Linked DNA regions of Homo sapiens: region 2 is linked to region 1. Evidence: read pairs that join two places in POLR2A ChIA-PET (ENCODE). Cell type or tissue: Panc1. All regions are shown on one strand. Links, peaks and the distances in the headings refer to the core of each region. The heading gives the core; the rest is flanking DNA. Region 1 overlaps JADE3 (jade family PHD finger 3). Region 2 overlaps JADE3 (jade family PHD finger 3).

Region 1 (2,812 bases), core at 47-2,546:
GGGCAAAGAGGGAAGGATTTCCCAGCTGTGAGGAAAGGTGCAGGTAAACATGAGTGTTGGATTGTTGATGGTACGGGAGAGGGAAGGCAGTGCAGAAACAGTCCAGAGGTGACATCTCTTAAGATTGTGTGCTCAAGACTTTTTGTTCCACCCAGTTCTGCTGAAATCCCAGATAAAGAACTGTCACAGTTGATGGACTGTACCATGTGAAAACATTACAAAATGATGAACAGACAATAAAAGAACATTTAGGTTCCTTATTGCAAATGCTGAATTTCATCCACTGCCTGGTGAGTGAATGGGTAGTCTTCTGTGCGCACCTCATAGGATACGGGAAAATTCTCCAGGGGAAAACATATCCTCTCTGCCCTTGGTGCCTGCTCAGACTGAGCCAGACCATACTATGTGGCAGTTATGCAAGAAAGGGTCTCCACTGCATTTTCTAATGGTATAGTGCTCTAGGGCAAGACTTGCTGAGTATTTCTGTAATTCCGACCTCAATGTGTTTCTCAAAACTGGGGAGATTAAGCCAGGTGGTGGCTCCCACCTGTAATCCCAGCACTTTCTGAGGCCAAAGCAGGTGGATCTCCTGAGCTCAATAAGTGTTCACTGATTCTGAGCTACTTTTTGCAGCTTCTTACATGAAATATAGCAATGTACTCAATTTTTGGTGAATCTGATTCTTCAGTGTTGACAGGGCAAGTCAAACCACCAAACTTGGGCATCTGGTCCAACCTTTGGATGTTATACAAGACTCTCATACATCTATGTTCCTAAACCTTTTCACCACTGAGGACTTCTGAAATTTTCCCCAGGGACAACATATTTTGAAGGCTTGCCTACCAAACACGCCACACTTATAGATTACTTAATTTCTCCATTTTAATTCATCAAAGATGAATGTTTCTCACAAAAAGGGTTCTATTAAACATGAGATAATAATATATTCAGTATGTCATACATTGCTCAGCATTTTATCCTTAATATGTCATTTATTTCACACAATACCAGTGGTTAACTTCATTTTACAAACGAGGAAACTGAGGCACAAAGAGGTTAAACTGACTCAAGGTTGCAGAGCTAGTAAAAAGAAAAAGCAGGATTCAAACTTGGGTCTCTGCTACTCTATCCATCCTAGCATTCAAACTCTAGCTAACTAGTTTTACCATGAATGGTAGTACAATTCTAGCCATCATACTCCCAGGTATTTATCCTAGAGAAATGCAAACTTATATGCACACAAACACATGTACATGAATTTTTATAGCGGCTCTACTCAATCAACAAAAACTGGAAACAACTCAAATGCCTTTCAATGGTGAATGATTAAACAAGCTGTGGTATATTTGGACAATGGAATACTACTCAGCAATAAAAAGGAACAAACCATTGATATATACAACTTGGATGAATCTCAAAAGCATTACCCTGAGAGAGGAAAATGAGACTCAAAAGATTACAGTTTGACTCCATTTATGTGATACTCTCAAAATAACAAAACTGTAGTGATAGAACACAGATCAGTGGCTGCCAGAGTTTAGGATGGAAAGAGAGTATGACTAAAGAGTCAGCACAAAGGAATTTTTTGGGTAATAGAACTGTTCTGCACCTTGATTGTGGTGGATTGTGGTGGTGGTTGCACTGATCTATTTATGTGTTAAAAATCCACAGAACGGGGTCAGGTGTGGTGGCTCACGCCTGTAATCCCAGCACTTTGGGAGGCCAAGGTGGGAGGATCACTTGAGCCCAGGAGTTCAAGACTAGCCTGGGCAACATAGTGAGACCTCGTCTCTACAAAAAAACTAAAACATTAGCTAGGTGTGGTAATGCGTGCCTGTAGGCCTAGCTACTCAGGAGGCTAAGGTAGGAGGATTGCTTGAGCCCAGGAGTTCGAAGCTACAGTGAGTGACAACTGTGACACTCCAGCTTGGGCAACAAAGTGACACCCTGTCTTAAAAAAAAAATCCACAGAACCATAAATAACCCCAAAAAAGTCCAACCTACTGTATAATTTTTTTAAGTCAATAGGCCAGGTGTAGTGCCTCAGGCCTACAATCCCAGCACTTTGGGAAGCTGAGGCAGAAGGATTGCTTGAGCCCAGGAGTTCAAGACCAGCCTGGGCAACACAGTAAGGTCCCATCTCTTAAAATAAAATAAAATAAAATAAAATAAAATAAAATAAAATAAAATAAAATAAAATTAGCTGGGCATGGTGGTGTACACCTGTAGTCCTAGCTACTCAGGAAGCTGAGGTGGGAAGATTACTTGAGCCCAGGAGTTTGAGGCTGCAGTCAGCTATGATAGGGCCAGTGCACTCCAGCCTGGGTGATGGAGTAAGACCCTGACTCTCAAAAAAGAAAAAAAAAAGTCAATAGGTCATCTTTTTTTTTTTTTTTTTTAGACGGAGTCTTGCTCTGTTGCCCAGGCTGGAGTGCAGTACTGTGATCTCGGCTCACTGCAAGCTCTGCCTCCCGGGTTCACGCCATTCTCCTGCCTCAGCCTCCCAGGTAGCTGGGACTACAGGCGCCTGCCACCACGCCCAGCTAATTTCTTTTTGTATTTTTAGTAGAGACCGGGTTTCACTGTGTTAGCCAGGATGGTCTCGATCTCCTGACCTCATGATCCCCCTGCCTCAGCCTCCCAGAGTGCTGGGATGACAGGCGTGAGCCACTGCGCCCAGCCAATAGGTCATCTTTTTGGTCACTACTAATTTCTGTGTTTCCCATTTACTACAACATTTCCACTGACCACTAACGTAGGATTTAACAATTAAAATAGCTATACTATAAAGTGAAACAAAGAACTATCATCA
Region 2 (2,812 bases), core at 245-2,744, 52 kb before region 1:
TCAGAAGCATATCCAGGGCAACTTGAATCTATGCTGCTGGGTTGTGGTCTTCAAACTTGGCCCAAATAAACTATCTACTTATATTTTTAAAAAAACTTCTGCTCTGAGAAAGCCCCTGTTAAGAAGACGCAAAAGCAAGCAGAATGGGACAGAATATTTACACATATTACACACACGTGTAATATCAAATGCTGGAGAAGATGTGAAGAAACTATCACTCATACATTGCTGGTGGGAATGTAAAAAGGAATCGCTATTCTAGAAAATATTTTGGTCATTTCTTAGAAATATTATACATGTAATATTTATTATAAAACACATATCTGACAATGAACTTATATTACAGAATGCATAAGGAACTCTAAAAATTCAACAGTAAGGAAACAAATGACCTAATTAAAAATCAAGAGATGGGCCGGGCATGGTGGCTCGCACCTGTAATCCCAGCACTTTGGGAGGCTAAGGCGGACGGATCATTTGAGGTCAGGAGTTCGAGACCAGCCTGGCCAACATGGTGAAACCCCGTCTGTACTAAAAATACAAAAATTAGCTGGGTGTGGTGGCATGCACCTGTAATCCCAGCTACTCGGGAGGCTGAGGCATGAGAATTGCTTGAACCTGGGAGGCGGAGGTTGCAGTGAGCCTAGATTGCATCACTGTACTCCAGCCTGGGTGACAGCGAGACTCTGTCTCAAAAAAAAAAAAAAAAAAAAAAAAAATCAGCAGACATTTTACCAAAGAGGAACGCAAATGGCATTTAAGCCCGTGAAAAGACATTCAGTATCACCAGCCATTAGGGAAATGCCAGTTAAAACCACAAGATATTATTACATACTTATTATTACAATAGCTGAAATAAAGAAATAGTGAAAATATCAAATCATGGAGAAAGTGTAGAGAAACTATATCACTCGTACATGGCTTGTGGGAATGTAAAATAGTATAGCTATTCTAGAAAATATTTCGGTCATTTCTTTAAAAATTAAATATGCAACTATGACTCAGCAATTGCACTCCTGGGCATTTATCCCAGAGAAATGAAAGTTTATGTTCCCACTGAATATAACCTCCATATGGATGACTCATGATGGGATCAAGGGCAACAAATGTCATAGAAAAAACAGTTTTATTCTCTAAAAATCTCAGTGAAGAAAGCCAACTGACCATGGACCCTCTCTCCTCACCTCCCTGAGAGTTTCAGAAGACCTAAGACTTCTTGTGAGATGGATACTCCTCTCATCTGAAGTTCTGGGTATGTGTACTTTGGATAAAACAGTTTCTCCATTTTCTATAATATTCTGTTCTTTAAGTAAAAGAGTTATCAAACTGTTCTTGACAGAGGGAGATTTTAAAGAATAGGCAAAATTTGGCATTTTTAAAACAATTACAGTAACAACTATTTTTTATTATAGATGGAAACAAAAAATCTTGTATTATCAGTAAAAAGCCTAGGAAACAGATTATCTAATACGAGTTACACCAGTCCTGGGAAATAAGAAAATGAGTCATCAATGACTTTTAGAAAAGAAAACAAAGCAAGTTAATTTTTGGGTATGGGCTGTTTAAAGTCCAGTGATTTGTCTGTCCATTTCTGTGACATACTGCTGTTTTAATTATTGTAGGAAAATGACAGAAAACAATAAATATCAGCAGAATAATTCAATGATGGTAAATCTTTATATCTCTATTTATTATTTCTAAGCACAACAACAGTCCTACACATAGCAGCAGCAGCCATTTTACAGATGAGGAAATTGGGGCTCAGAAGCATTAAAGCGACATGCTTAGAGCAACATGGCCACCAGGGGGCAGTCAGGTACATTGACAATGAGCACTCCAAGTTGATCCAGAAGCCAGAGGACAGGCTGGAGGGATGACAGCAAGAATGGTGCCCCTTCTAAGCCCAATCTCCTCAGCATGGCTTGCGAGGCCCAGTTCTGGCTCCCAGTCTCTCAGGCCTCATCAACTGCTGTTCCCCCCAATCCACTCCAATTGTTTGGCATATACTATGCCCCATGTGATTCCGGGAACACGTTCGTCTTGTTTCATACTTGCTTGCCAGCCTTTGCACAGGGCTCTTCCTTCTACCTACAATTCCTCCCCATGTTTTCCTTGACCAGCCCATTTTCCCCAACCCTGGTTCTATTCATTCATTGGATGTCCTCGATGAAGCTTCCCAGACGTCCCTCCCCCACAATTATTCACTCCTTTGCTTTCCATCCAAGTACATGCAAAGAAGCACCTCACTTGCACCATCAATATTCTTTACATCAAGCTTGTCCAACCCGCAGCCTGCATGTGGCACAGGACGGCTGTGAATGCCACCAAACACACATTCATAAACTTTCTTTAAACACTGAGATTTTTTTTGTGATTCTTTAAAGCTCATCAGCTATCGTTAGGTGTTAGTGCATTTTATGTGTGACCCAAGAGAATTCTTCCAATGTGGCCTAGGGCAGCCAAAAGATTGGACACTGCTGCTTTACATGGTCAGCCCTGTTGTCACTAGACCACAAGCATCTTGAAAGCAGGGACTGTGTCACATTCATTTTTTACCCCTAGCTCTTAGCACAGTATCCTGCACAAAATAAACAGGCAAAGGAATAACACACTGTGCTGCCCCCACCCAATCCTGTTTACCTAGCTAGCATACTGTACCCATTTTCCAGCTACTTCTTGTTGGCTGCTAATGGCTCACAATGGCCCCTCTCTTCCCAAGAACTGGGGATTACACTCTTCCAGTCTCCCTCCCAGAGGCAGCCTGCAGTCAATAATTGTTCTGCCATCACCTCAAACAGGCTATGGCTAGATT

Evidence for each region. Peaks named below come from ENCODE experiments on the same cell type or tissue, not always from the same donor. Only the 100,000 strongest peaks of a DNase experiment are listed, where the experiment ranks them.
Region 2: POLR2A ChIA-PET joins it to region 1 with 17 read pairs; 5 of 35 experiments call an interaction of 5 or more read pairs at or near these places.

What each region holds. Positions count from the first base shown.
Region 1 is chrX:46,925,410-46,928,221 of GRCh38, reverse strand. The region is part of intron 1 of JADE3 (jade family PHD finger 3); the gene reads right to left. Among named protein-coding and RNA genes, the nearest start is that of JADE3, 14 kb to the right of the region's middle. In Panc1, for the core only: no CTCF peak of the experiment used is centred there; no DNase peak of the experiment used is centred there.
Region 2 is chrX:46,977,781-46,980,592 of GRCh38, reverse strand. The region is part of intron 1 of JADE3 (jade family PHD finger 3); the gene reads right to left. Among named protein-coding and RNA genes, the nearest start is that of JADE3, 67 kb to the right of the region's middle. In Panc1, for the core only: CTCF peaks have their summits at 1,606 and 1,812 (motif pointing right); DNase peaks (open chromatin) are centred at 1,152 and 1,762; H3K27ac peaks cover 808 bases.